2 separate regions of the Homo sapiens genome follow, and region 2 is linked to region 1. The links are chromatin contacts, found by Hi-C or POLR2A ChIA-PET in ENCODE. All regions are on one chromosome and are shown on one strand. The core of a region is the stretch at or near the end of the contact, and the rest is flanking DNA. Distances in the headings are between cores, read along the strand shown.

Region 1 (6,588 bases), core at 2,290-4,789:
TGCCGTGTGGAGACAGGAGACCCCCACGCTGCCAGGAAGGCCCTGGAGGTGCGGCGACTCCGCCTCCGCCACTGTCACACCTCGAGGCTGGGCCCCAGGGCTCTGCTCCTGCCCAAGGCTCAGAGAGGCCCTGGACAGCATTTCCCTGGCGAAGTAACAAATCACTCCAAAATTTGGTGGTTTAAAACACCCGCCATCTAGATAGGGTGTGATTCTGCACCTGATGACCTGGGAGGACTCAGCAGGGGCACTTCTGGCCTTGGCAACTGTGGAAGTCAGGCACCATTTCTTTTATTTCAAGGCCAGAAGAAAGTCCTCTCCAGTGAACTTGCTTGTTTAAGCATCCGCCCACTTACATGTTATACAGCCTGTCTTTTTCTCCTTGACCACACAGTATTTTTTATTTTACATTTAATTCTGTCTCCCCCTCAGACATGGCCATGTGTCCATGGCCGTGTGTCTACTGCCAGCCCTAATACCAGGCCTTGTACTTAATAAAAATTCAGAAAGCGTTTCCTGCCCACGTGATTACATGAAGATGGCATTGTGATCTCCCTTCAGTAGATGAAGACAGGGCAGACGTTCAGCCAGTCACCCCCAGTCATCCAGCTAATTCATGATGATCCGGGGAATCTATAAAGTAATGCAAAGACTCCATAAATTTATATCAAGAATTTATTTTTTTTTAAAAAGGTAAAAACCAAAATTCAAGTATAAACTAAACACTGGCTTGGTGTGGAAGTGGTTGGCCCAGCCCAGAAGGTGCCTCGGGCTCAGACTGACCGGGGGTGGAAGGGCGGCTGTGCACAGAGCTGTACCATGGCAGGAACCCTGCCGCCCAGCCTAGGAGGGTGCCTGGCCTGCATTTCCCTTTTCTCCCACCTTAGAAAACAGGGATGGATTTGGGGAGGGGCGGTTAGACAGGAGCATGGCCAACAGCCCCAAAGCTGGGTGCAGATACCGGCCAGTGCCCTGAGGGAAGTCACTTTGCCACTCCATGCCTCAGCTTCCCCATCTGTAACATGGAAGTAATAATGTCACTAAGGTCAGGAGGATCAATGCAGTCTATATTTGCCGGATATTTGCTGCCTGGCACCAGAGTATTGCAAAAGAGTCTGGTAAACCAGAGAATCTAATTCTGCTGTGTAGTGTCTAAATCCAGGGAGTATCCCGTCTCTGCTTGCCCACACGAGGGATGGGATTCCATGTCAGACCCCGCATGGCAGCATGACCTTGTCCCTGCTCAGGGGAGTCCGGTGGTGCCTGTGTGGCAGAGACCCCCGAATAAGATCGTTCTTGGTTGCCTTTCAGGTTGAACTTGGATTTCCTGTGAATCTTGTTTAGTTTCTATGCTGACCTTTGCATTGGTTCTTTGGGAGTGTTTGTTAAATTGAACTTGGAGATGGATGCTTTTATTTGGAAACAAAATCTGTTCCCTTTCCAGGACAACAGAAAAGGCCGAGACACCCTTGAGGCCACACGAGGTCCTTTCTGTGTAACTCTGGTCACAGAAGTAGCAAAACCTCCCTGGATAGGGGCCAAGAGCTCAGCCGCAGATAGGCCTCTTTTCCAGCAAACTTCAGATGCGTTAATAGAGGGAATCAGGCAGGTCCTCTGCCGCTGACTGAGGGACCTGGCTCCCACGGAGCCCAGCTGTTACGAGCTGCAGGTCCGGGAGCAGGATCGGTTCTCATCATTTAAACCTGCGTGTGGCAGCGGTGGAGGCCAGCCTTCTTGTCCCATGCCTGCCTCAGGATGGGCCGGGCTCCCAGGCGGGGCCTGTGTAGGTTTGGGGTCACTCACAGGGAATCTTGCCCCTGCCAGCCATGAACCCCAGGACACAGCGTGTGTCCTTGTGAGGGAATTTGGGAGAAACGGACACTTCCGGAATGCACGTTCCCAGGCCCTGAGTGCTAGATATGCACAGGGGCCTCAGACATAAACGTAAAGAAACAGTGGTTTTTCTTGTTGGGCGGGGACTCCAGCAGTGGAGAGGAGGTGTGGAGCCCCTCCCACACCCAGCTGCCCCCTCCTGAGAAGGACCCAGCCAGGCTTGCAGAGGGTCCGAGGGTCCAGCAGCTGAGCTGGCTCATCTCCTTCTGTGCAGGAGGCTGGCCAAGTCCACGCTCCTGCTTATCCCGCTGTTCGGCGTCCACTACATGGTGTTTGCCGTGTTTCCCATCAGCATCTCCTCCAAATACCAGATACTGTTTGAGCTGTGCCTCGGGTCGTTCCAGGTAGGTGTGCGGAGGCGGCCGCCCTCCCCCGAGCGCGGGTCCTGCCTGACCATCTCTTCTCATTGCAGGGCCTGGTGGTGGCCGTCCTCTACTGTTTCCTGAACAGTGAGGTAAGTTCATGGCCGCCTTGGAACCAAGCACAGGTACTCACTTGCTTCCTGAGATGCTGCCCAGCCTGGTGCCGCAGCCCCCACACATGCCTGTCTTCCGCGGGCTCGAGTTACTGCCCGGGACCCCACAGTTCTGTGTCCCCATCAGAGAACCCACAACGACACAGGCAAACCCACTCTTCTGGGCCCAGCTTCCAAACCCCGCCGTCCTTCCGTCCACCCTAAGTAGCATCGACTGCCGTCCGTCTCGGAGCCCTCTCGGGAAAGCTCCCGGCCGGGTCTAGACAGAATCTGTTTTTCCCCATGGTCGGCGTCTCGCTCCTGACCATAGCTTGTGAGTCCCAGAAAGCCGGGCCTGGGTTGGGGGGTGGGGCTGCACAGCGTCCTGTGAGTCCCTGGGGAGGAAGCCCGGAGCCGAGCTCTGCCCTGCGTTCATTCCCAGCCAGGGAGGCTGTCTCCGGGCTGCTCCAACGGCCTGGCCCCGTCCCCTGACCCCTGACCCTCCCGCCCCACGCTGCGGTTGCTGGCGCTTTCTTTGCTTGACATGCAGCTTTCACCAGCACGGCTTCTGCAAAGCTGAGCCCGAGTAGTGCCACTTGTCCTCCTCCCTCCTCTGCCGTCCGGGCACCCCTCACTCATCCCCACCCCCTCCCAGGGCTAACATTCCCTGCCCGCTGGGAACAGGGAAGGAGACGGAGGCCCAGCACCGTCACAACCCCGGCTGCTAAGGAAAATCTTTTCAGAGAAATATTAACTATCTGAGACTGTGGGACTGCGCTTACCGCGGCAGTGGCGATCCCCGAACCACCCACGCACAGTCTTAGAGTCTGGCAGCGTCCCCCGCCCTCCTGTGGCCGTCCAGTTCCCGCTCCCTCCAGCCTCTGCCCCCAAGGCCGTTTCTGTTTCTGTCCATCTGCTGGCAACACAGATACGGGAGCAGGCGGGAGGGAGAGCTGGAGGCTCGCGGGCCGCGCTTCCCATAGCAGCCGCCCGCACCTGCCCAGGCTCACGGGCGTTCCCGCTGCCCTCACCTCCCAGGTGCAGTGCGAGCTGAAGCGAAAATGGCGAAGCCGGTGCCCGACCCCGTCCGCGAGCCGGGATTACAGGGTCTGCGGTTCCTCCTTCTCCCGCAACGGCTCGGAGGGCGCCCTGCAGTTCCACCGCGGCTCCCGCGCCCAGTCCTTCCTGCAAACGGAGACCTCGGTCATCTAGCCCCACCCCTGCCTGTCGGACGCGGCGGGAGGCCCACGGTTCGGGGCTTCTGCGGGGCTGAGACGCCGGCTTCCTCCTTCCAGATGCCCGAGCACCGTGTCGGGCAGGTCAGCGCGGTCCTGACTCCGTCAAGCTGGTTGTCCACTAAACCCCATACCTGGAATTGGAGTCGTGTTGTCATTGACTCGATTTAAACTCCAGCATTTAGATAATCTTGTGCAAAATGTGTTTCAGCCGTATAGTGGATCCACTTTTTTTTTTTTTTTTTTTTTTGAGACGGAGTCTCGCTCTGTCGCCCAGGCTGGACTGCAGTGGCCTGATCTCTGCTCCCTGCAAGCTCCGCCTCCCGGGTTCACGCCATTCTCCTGCCTCAGCCTCCCATAGCTGGGACTACAGGCGCCCGCCAACACGCCTGGCTAATTTTTTGTATTTTTAGTAGAGACAGGGTTTCACCATGTTAGCCAGGATGGTCTCGATCTCCTGACCTCGTGATGGGCCCGCCTCGGCCTCCCAAAGTGCTGGGATTAAGGCGTGAGCCACTGCGCCCGGCCCAAGAGAATAGGGGAGCCAAGGAGGAAATGTGGAAACGCAGTTGTGTGGCCCAGCACGAGCCTGGGCGACCACCGGGTGACATCCGTCCCACATCAGGGCGGCCTCCCAGGTCCCATAAGGGTAGCCCCCTCATCTGCAGGACAGAGGGAAGCCAGTCAGGGCCCCCCTGACGTTAGGACCAGGAGAAATCAACAGGAGGGCAGCCCGTCCTCTCTCTTGGGGCGCCCACCCGGCCCGGCTGAGCCCTGCCCCACCCAACTCCACAGGGCTGTTTTGCCTCCCCACGGAAGGCGGGCTGAGGAGACAACCAGATCAGGAGAGCAAGGTCATGAAGGAGGGGACCTCTCCACACAGGTGTTCCGTGGGACCCTCAGCAGCTCTGGCTCTGCCTCAGGAGGTCACCTGCCGCCCTGTGGGAGCCGCAGAGCCTGACGCTCAGCCCCAGGCCAGCTGCGGCCAGGCCTGCGGGCCCCTGGTGATGGGGTTACGTGGGGTGCGGGATACAGCTGAGTGGGAACCGGAAACCTATTCTCTTTTTAACAAAAATAATCTTAGGATAAGAATTATTTTAACAACATATAAAACTGTTTCAAGCCCTCCTCCCCAGAGCTGGCGCTCAGCAGCCCTAGCGGCTGCTCCTTCAGGCGAAGGGTGGTTTGCAGATGTGGGGAGGGTGTCTGGGGACGTTGCTGAGCCAGCTGCAGAAGGGTGGGGATATCAGGGCACAGTCTCCATGTGTGTGCCAAGCCCTGGCCCCCACAGCGCTCGATGGACCTCAGCAAGCTGCCCAGCCCTGGCCCAGGTGCCCCGACTGTGGGACTCAGTTGTTCTGAGCACATTTGACTCCACTTTTCCCTTAAAAATGAATGTCTTGTTCCTGTGCATTGGTGGCATCACAGACCCCAGCTGGGGCGCGATGTCAAAGGTCGGGACAGCTGTGCCGGGAGGCAGCCACAGGGAAGCTCACACATCCTGTCAGTGTCACCTTGGTTTGCAAAACCCATATCCCCGGTAAAATGAGGCCGGACAGAGGGGCTGTTAGGACAGCAAAGCAGCAGTGTCCAGAGACCCCTCAATCCCCAAAGGTCCGCACCCTGTCCTGCACACCCTGGGCCACGCCGGCCACACCCCTCTGCTGCAACAAGCTCATCCCTGGACTTCTGGGAGAATGAACCCGAGGTTGGTTTGGGGAGACAGGTGAGGCGGTCGGATCTACAGAACAACCCACCATTTCTGGGGGCCGCAGAGGATCCATCACAGACGGATACTGGGGAGTAAACGGCCCAGGCCAGGTGCCCAGGAAAGGACGGCTGAGCATGTGGAGCGAGAGGGAGGCAGGTGGACGCTGCAGACCCCAGGTTCAGTGCGGCCCCTCGGCTGTTCCTCCCCTGTAGGGTTTGGACAGACCCACCCCCAGCCTTGCCCAGCTTTCAAAGGACAAAAGGGAGCATCCCCCACCTACTCTCAGGTTTTTGAGGAAACAAAGATTTGTGGTAACTGAAGGTGTTGGGTCAGTGGCCAGGTGCCGACACTGAGCTGTGACCCAGAGGGGACGCTGAGGAAGTGGGCGTGAGTGGACGTGTCAGGTGGTTACCAGGCACTGGTTGTTGATGGTCGGTGGTTGGGTGTGGGCAGTCATCAGTCATCAGGTGTGCTCAGGGGACAATCTCCCCTCAACCGCACATGTGCCACTGTTCAGCGGAGCTGACTGGTTTCTCCTGGTAGAGGGGCCGGCTGTTTCCTGACAGATGCCTGGTGAGCAGGGGAAGCAGGACCCAGTGGTCAGCAGGTGTCTTTAACTGTCATTGTGTGTGGAATGTCGCAGACTCCTCCACGTGGCGGGAATGAGCTGTGTAAATACTTCAATAAAGCCTGACTTCACATCTGCATGCTGAGTAAGAACTTGCTCTGACCAGATCTGAGGCTCTGGAGCATGGAGGACACACTTGGCGTGTTAGTCGTGGCTGCTGCATTCAGATGAAAACAGAGCTTGGACGGGGAGGGAGAGGGTGGGCAGGGTCCTGCCAGCCACAGGGCACCAGGGAGGACATTGGAAACAGCCACCTCTCCCTGAGGAGAGTCACGGACCCCTGTCAGAGCGTCGCCATTGGGGAGCCTCCGTCTGGCAGCTGTGACGCATGAGCAGTGCCCTGTGGAGGAGGCGCCTGCACGCCCAGCCTTGTCCTGCCGCACCCAACACGGCCTCTGTCAGCTCTGCAGAGCCCAAGAACCTGTTAATAGAGCAGGACTGAGTGCAGGAGTGTGTGTGTGCACGCGCGTTCATGTGATGCACATGCGTGTGTGGGTGTGTGCGTGGGGCGTGTGCACACATATGCGAATCTCCGTGTGTGCTGAGCCTTAGCCACATGTATGCTACAAGCAAATAAAATGCATTTCCAATGAACTCCACGCTCCACCAGATGGCTGTGTTGTCAGGAGGGATACAGCACGCTGGTAAAAGCCACATTCCTAAGGAG
Region 2 (7,409 bases), core at 1,388-3,887, 85 kb before region 1:
CCAGCAGCACACTCCATCACAACCAGGCAATCGGAATTCCTCCTGCAGGTCTTTTCCTCGTGGCTATCTCCAGGAAGAATCCTGTTACCGTTTGGGGCAGAAGCGGCGAGGATTGCAGAGAACTCAACCACTCAGACATGCGGCTGGGAAGGTATTTAAACACCCACCTTCGGAAGGAGTGGTCACAGGGGCTTCAGCAGCCCCCCAGCAGGAAGAGAGTGGCTCATCCTTCAGCCCGTTATTTGCTGTGCAAGGGGAGTATTCGATGACTGGGACGCCCCCGGCCTCTCTGAGCTCCCCGTGAGAACCAGCTGGGACTTCCTGCTCTGCCCAGATTCTGGAGGAAGCTTTGTTGTTGTCACTTGAGACATAAGTCAAGCTTTCTTGAGTGGAGGATGCGATTGGAAATATTTGCTTCTAAATGCGTTGGAGGCAAGCTGTCATCCGAGCCGATGGCCAGTCTCAGGAGGCTTTGCTTCTCAGCTTTCCTTTTCCCACTCGCTGGTTCCTAGAGCTGTTCCCCAGCCCTGTCTGGATGAAGCAGCTTCAGCCCTCATGCCCCTCCTCCAAGTCCTGCTGACACTTGGTCACTGATGACAGCAGCAGGGTGGCTTCCCATGACTCGGGCCTCCTGGGCCACCCACCCTCAGCTGCCACTCTCTGTGGAGTTGCATGTGGGGTAGGGGCAGGTGACTCTGAAGATGGAAGGAGGGTGTGGGGGAACCATGGGAAGATCTAGGGCACCACCTCCCAGAGCTGCCCATTGTCCAAAGAGAGCATGAGCTGCGTGGCAAGCATGGTGCAGGTGACAACTGGAGTTGCACCCATCTGTGTCCATGACTCAGGTCAGCAGGTGCAGCCCCACCTCTGAGATGACGTCCTGCATTGCCTTTGTGTGGTGCGGCACTATGTTTCATGTGCTCACTGTTATCCTGTCTGTTCACAGGCCATACAAAGGGATTCATCCTCATTCACGCCGGAGGTTTAAAGAGGATCCTGGACCCACATACCTACCCATTGGCTCCATGACCAGTGCTTTTATAATTACAAAATCATTGAGAAATTAAGTCACAGGAAGCCTCGTGTGTGGTATACACTGGTGATAAAGCAAGTCCCATGCAGTCTGAGATGGCAAGGGACCTTCTAGGGAAAGGGCAGTGACCCAGAAGCCCGACTGCTCGGCTGGCTCCCGCACTCCGTCCTGTGGTCAGAGTGTGTTTCCTCCCCTCTGTGAACCTGGTCTCCTCCCCAGTGTGAGGACAGGGGCTCTCGCCTTCTTCAGGGAGTTGCTGGGAGGACAAAATGGAGTATATGTAAAAGTCATTTCCTAGATAAGGGGGAGCATGTCGTAAGAGTCTCTTGAAATTTAATTGATGTTTATGTCATTGACATTGAAATAATGAGAAAATAAATCCAAATCCAGAGCTCAAAGTAACACCTATAACGTCATCTGTAAGAGCCAGGACTTCCTAGGGAGTCTCTGGACAGAAGGCAGCGTCTTTTATACGGTAGGATTGCAGGTTCCTGTAGGTTCCTCCCCACTCTGTGCGCACTCCCCTTTGGCTGGAAGGTGTCACATAATTGAGTTACTGCTGTGTTCCTCAGAATTCCACCTGGAGGAATTCCCAGCATACCGGTAAGAACTTGTTCAAGCAGCAGCCTTTCCCAAACCCTGTGTATTCCGTTGAAAATGCTGTGAAGCCTCAGAAATGTCGGAAGGCTGCACCATCACAGGGTCCGTTTTTCTGAACGACTTAGTCTACAGTGTCTTTTTCAGGAGACTAAGCTGATTTTCAAGCAAAAATTAGGAAGCCACCACTGCCAGTCTACATTGAAAAGTCACTCATTGCCTGGAAGCTTCCAGCCCCCTGACCAGCCCCTGTGACTGACCACCGGTCACTGCCCACTCTGCCCACTTGCTTTCCCAAATGCACTGACCATGCGGGCACTGACCATGCCGGTGCCAACCCACTGCAGTGCCCTCTGGAGGGCCCATGTGACTCTGCTCTGCCAGCTGTTTGCTTCCCAGGAAGATTTGCTCCTGGTTATGTGTGGCTATGGCACAAATCTCCTGAAACTTGGCTTCAAAATTAGTAGTTGGCTCCTCCCAAGGCTCTGAGGTTGGCCCAAAAGGTTCTGCCCACGTCACCCAAGCTGTTCCTTTCCTACATTCAGCAGGTGCCTAAGCCTTCTCCCTGCAGCCTTTCCGACCAGGGCTCCCACCAACTGCTCCAGCCCTTCCGTGATGACCACCTTCCAGAAGGAAGAGCCTGTCAGTCCGAGGGGTCAGCACAGGTCACGGGGCCACATAGCAGGGTGGGGACAAGACCCCATGTCCAATGGGTGGAGCTCACAGCAGCCCTGGGAGACCTTGCTGTTCACAAACAAATCGATGCCTCACACCTGCTGCCTGACTACTTAGCTAAACGCAGCCTAAGCTGGTATATGAAAGGAAGCACGTGGCCCCAGGAAGCTGACTTGAGTGCTTAGGAAAGACTAGAAGCAGCAACGGAATCGGAGGTGAGAAGGGCAGCTAGAGGGCGTGGGGCAGCTCGGACACCAGCTTTGCCAGCCTGAGTTCCTCCATTCCCAGCACCCTGACCTTGGAGGCTGCAGGCAGCACGTCAGGGGCGTGATCTGAAAAGGCCAAGGGACGACCCAGCCAGCAAGCCTGAGCTCAGGGGCTTTGGTGACACATTCTAAGCACTAGTGGTGACACACCTTGCTGTGTTCTAATTAAGGTGAGACGTCCAAAGCAGACAGATTGAAGTCCTGTTTCAGCCAGGCTTGCCTGCCAAGCCCTGACCATGACTTTGGGTGAGAGGCTGCTGAGATCAGAGGAGGCTCCTTCTCTACCCCTCTGCCAAGTTTTGAAAGAGGAAGATTGGGGTGATAAGTGAAACAACTTTATCATTTATATTGATTCAAAGGTATTTTGGATTATTTACATGGGACATTTTAGCCGAAGAACAATGACCCAGAGAAGCGGCTCCTCTGAGCTTCTGCCTCGGTGTGCGAGCCAAAGGGTTTCATTGCTCTTTTCTCTCTCTTTTTGCTTCTTGATTTGTGAGACAGGTTTGCTGGGTTTATGTTGCATTTGTCTAACTCTGACCCTAGACAGTGCTGTCGAGTAGAATTTCCCATGGTAGTGGAAATGCTGGTGTGATGGCTACCAGCCAAGTTCCACTGCGGAGCATTCAAATGCGGCGGCTGCAACTGAGGAACCAAACCTTTAACTGCATCTCCTTTTAATTAGCTTTCATTTAAATGGCCATGTGAGGCTAGTGGTTGCCATATAGAAAGTACAGTTCTAGGGTTTTTTCTCTACTTTTTACCAATTTATACCTCTTAGTTCTTCTTTCATCTGCTGTTTTAGCTGCAACTTATGACACATTGTTGAATAATAATGAATTGCAGGTACCCAACCTGGCTCCTCAGTTGTACAATTCTGTTTAAACATGTCTAATACTTGCTCTTTCTCTTTTTCTTCCCTCCCCGCTCCCTCCCTCCCTCCCTTCTTCCTTCCTTTCTCTCTCCCTCTCTCTCTTTCTATTCTTTCTTTCCTCTTTTTTTTCTTTGAGACAGGGCCTCACTCAGTCACCCGGGCTTGACTCAAGCTCCTGGGCTCAAGCAATCCTCCTACCTCAGCCTCCTGGGTGGCTGGGACTGCAGGTACTTACCACAGTGCCTGGCTTAATGCTTGCTATTTTTAACAAATATTCTCTGTGATGTTAAGGGAGTCTCATTATTTTACTATTTTATTTAGGGTTTTAAAAAATTAGAAATGGCCACTGAATTTTACCAAGTAACTTTTCAGAGTCTATTGATACATTTTCCACTTTTCAGAGCGACCTTTGATTTTATGATCACCATCTGGAAAACCTAGGTTGCCACCAGAGCTTAACAAGTCCCATTTCCCTGACTGCCTTATCCGAGCACTTTTGTTTGTTTCTCACTCCATCTGCAAATCCTTTGTTTCATGAAATCTCAGCTGCCCACTGCTTTCCAAACAGACAGGCGTCTCCAAGTGGCTGTGCTTCTCTCGGGGGTGGCCCTGCCTGCCTCCCCTTCTCCTCCCATGCCGTCCTGTGCCTCGGCGCACACTCCTACAGAAGGACTTGCTGCCTCTCCCAAATTCGCTGCCTCTCCCAAAGGGTTCACTGTGCCAAATTTGAATCACTTATGTCCAACACTGAACTGATGACCTATTCATGCACTATTTTGCTTTGGCCTGCACAATGTTCCTTAAAAATGTAAACATTTAAAAATGGGTATCTTAATATAATGATACACTTTAAATGCTAGTTTTCAACAGAGTGCATTTATAAAATTGTAAAAGGCAAATGATACTACAAGGCTGTATGAAGATAATAGTCTCCGGCCCCTCGTCATCCCCAGTTCTCAGCCCTATGGCAGCATCTCTTTCATCTCTTCTCTGGTATTTATTTTATTTCTAAACAGCATACTTATGCTCCTGTTTCTTTTCTTTCTTCCTCCCAATTTACATCCCAGTGTCCATTAGATTTCTAACAAGAATAAAGATCTATCTCTCCTGTGCCATTCCCACCACCCAAGTATAATTTATCATCCTGCCAGCCTCCTGATAGACTCACTTCACATTGCTGGTGTACATCATTGCCATCACAGTTGAGCCACATAATATCCAGCATTTCCTTTCTTCATAACTTTATGCTTTTCCTCGTTTTTCTGTTGCTGGGTTTTTCACCTACCTCTCAATAATTAGGCATCAAACCTCAGGCCAGAACACTCTCAAGACACTGCACTGAGGTGGTCTCAGGGTTCCATTTTTTCTCTTGTAGCAGGACGAGCTGCAGACAAAACCCCTCAGACACCGAGATGGTGAAGGGAGTGGCTTTAATCAGCTGGAAGCATTGGCAGACTAGCGTCTTAAAATCCGAGCTTGTCAGGTGCACAATTTTTGTCCCTTTTAAGGGCTCACAACGCTAAGGGTTTCACATGAAAGGGTCATGATTGATTGAGCAAGCCAGGGGGTATGTGACAGGGGCTGCATGCACGGGTGGTCAGAGTGAAACAGAACAGACCGGGAAGTTTCACAGTGTCTTTCTATACAATGTCTGCAATCTATAGATAACATCAGTTGCTAGGTCAGGGGTCAAATTTTAACTACCAGGCTTAGGTCAGGCAGGTCCAGGCCTGGTGTCGGGTCTGGTTCCTAGGCGCTGGGCTACCTGCCTTTAGTTTCGCTTCTGTTTCCTTTTCTGAGTATAAAACAATCTAAAACAATGTGAGAGGGTCTGTCTCTCTTCTCTCACTCCTAGAGCCACTCCTTCTGGATTCCCCCTCCTTGCCAAGTCGGGATCCTTGAGCTGGGGTCTGGCCCCAGGCAGGCATTGTGAGCCTCCTGCTCACACAGTCGGGGTCCTCGGTTGGGGATCTGGCCCCAGGAAGGCGCCATGAGCCTCCTCCTCACGGTCAGGATCCGGTCCCAAGTAGGTCCCGTGAGTCTCCTCCTCACAGTCAGGGTCGGTCCCAGGTAGGCGCCGTGAGCCTCCTCTTCACAGTCGGGGCTCTCAGCCGGGTCCCGTCCCAGGCAGGCGCCATGAGCCTCCTTCTCACAGTCAGGGTCGGTCCCAGGTAGGCGCCGTGAGTCTCCTCCTCACAGTCAGGGTCGGTCCCAGGTAGGCGCCGTGAGCCGCCTCCTCACAGTCGGGGCTCTCGGCCGGGTCCCGTCGGTTCCCTGCAGCGTCCTCCACCCTTGCCGGTGCCGGGGGTACCGATGGCCTGTCTCTCGCTTCTCCCCCTCCTCTGCCTGCCTATTTAACACAGTTGCTTCTGTCTGCAAGGCTGTAGTGACATCTCTTGGTGCTGCCCTTTCAAATTTTTGGCTGTCCTTTGCGTGAGGTTGAGAAGCTGAGAGAGAAACTCCTGTGTTCCCGCCTGGCAGCTGTTGCCAGGAGGTTGCAGCCAGTGCCACGTGTGCGACCGGCACTGTGGCAGCGCTTCCGGCTGCGCCTTCGGCTGCACTTCCGGCTGCTACCTCAGCCTCGGCGCCCTGACGCCCTCGAGTCCGCTTCCTCACATCCTGACAGCGTCTAGCTCTGCTCCCTCACGTGCGGTCCAATAAAGGAACAAATGAAGAGAAGACTTTCCCTGGCCATTGAAGGGATCAGATGATTAGCTCTAGATGTTTAAATCAAATCCTACTGTAATGCAAAGACTGTTTGATGTGGTATGAATTTAGTATCTCTGTTGAAATTTAAAGCAGCAATTAGTATTATACAGTATATAATTATTGCATTATAATTTGTATTATGTATTAGTTATCTTACTATACATTATCTTATTTATTGTTTATTTATTGAGACGAGGTCTCGCTCTGTCGCCCGGGCTGGAGTGCGGTGCCATGATCTTTACTAACTGCAACCTCGACCTCCCAGGCTCAAGTGATCCTCCCACCTCAGCCTCCCTAGTAGCTGGGACTATAGGCATGCTCTGTTACCTCCAGCGAATTTTTAAATATTTTCTGTAGAGATGGGGTCTCGCTATGTTGCCCACGCTGGTCTTGAAGTCTTGGGCTCAAGGGATTATCCCGCCTCAGCCTGCCAAAGTGTTGAGATTACAAACATGAGTCACTACACCCAGCCCATTATTTTAAAATAACAATATTATATAATTATTGCTTTTTTTTTTTGAGACGGAATCTTGCTCTGTCACCCAGGCTGGAATGCAGTGATGCGATCTCGGCTCACTGCAACCTCCACCTTCTGGGTTCAAGCAATTCTCCTCCCTTAGCCTCCTGAGTAGCTGGGATTACAGGTGTGTACCACCACACCCGGCTAATTTTTGTATTTTTAGTAGAGACGGGGTTTCACCATGTTGGCCAGGCTGTTCTCACACTCCTGACCTCAAATGATCCACCAACCTCATCCTCCCAAAGCGCTGGGATTACAGGTGTGAGCCACCACACCCAGCCATTACTATTATCAAGGTAGAAATTTGTCATTTTGTGATAAAAAGCTGAACCTTCAAAATAACCAGACACGAAACTGCCAGAGCTTGCTGTTTTATAGGAGATGGACAGAACTTTGCTGATCACATGCAGAGTCTTCACTTGGAGGCCTAGACATCTTCACTTTCCTCTCCATCTTGTTCACTCTTGGCTAGGAACCCCATCCTGACACCTCTCCACCACCTGCCCTACACACCAGAGTTAGAAGTGCTTGGTTTACGAACTTAGCATTTAAATAACTCTACTACTTAGACTCTAAGCAGCCTTACACGGGGGCTCACGCCTGGAGTTTCTAGTGATGCATTTACATTTGATCACTTGTTTTGAACATTTTAAAAGAAAACCAACATTTTCTTTAAATATGTTAACATTAATGTAATATGAATTTATGTACTTATTCAAGTATTGGTATGTAATT

Evidence for each region. Hi-C counts contacts between places; a loop is a spot of excess contacts on that map. ChIA-PET counts read pairs that join two places held with the same protein, here RNA polymerase II (POLR2A). Pooled maps may share reads with other maps.
Region 2: a map of Right ventricle myocardium inferior shows a loop between it and region 1 (2.5-fold over the local background). The contact joins two enhancer-like sites. A Hi-C loop is called at or near these places in 3 of 168 maps with a recorded cell type or tissue (Right ventricle myocardium inferior, aorta and left colon) and 4 of 50 pooled maps. POLR2A ChIA-PET finds 5 or more read pairs at or near these places in 3 of 52 experiments (H1, Panc1 and activated T-cell).

The regions. Positions count from the first base shown.
Region 1 is chr7:159,027,587-159,034,174 of GRCh38, reverse strand. VIPR2 (vasoactive intestinal peptide receptor 2) reads left to right here. Exons shown (of 13, transcript NM_003382.5): 11 at 2,108-2,237; 12 at 2,306-2,347; 13 at 3,386-6,000. The coding sequence ends at 3,559. Among named protein-coding and RNA genes, the nearest start is that of LINC00689, 23 kb to the right of the region's middle. RefSeq lists enhancers at 2,308-2,960, 5,079-6,007. Within about 2 kb of position 3,539, at least 22 of the 41 ENCODE cell types and tissues checked have a DNase peak (open chromatin) inside an H3K27ac peak, as active enhancers do.
Region 2 is chr7:159,110,944-159,118,352 of GRCh38, reverse strand. All of the region lies in intron 2 of VIPR2 (vasoactive intestinal peptide receptor 2), which reads left to right. Among named protein-coding and RNA genes, the nearest start is that of VIPR2, 30 kb to the left of the region's middle. RefSeq lists an enhancer at 4,930-5,605. Within about 2 kb of position 2,637, at least 3 of the 41 ENCODE cell types and tissues checked have a DNase peak (open chromatin) inside an H3K27ac peak, as active enhancers do.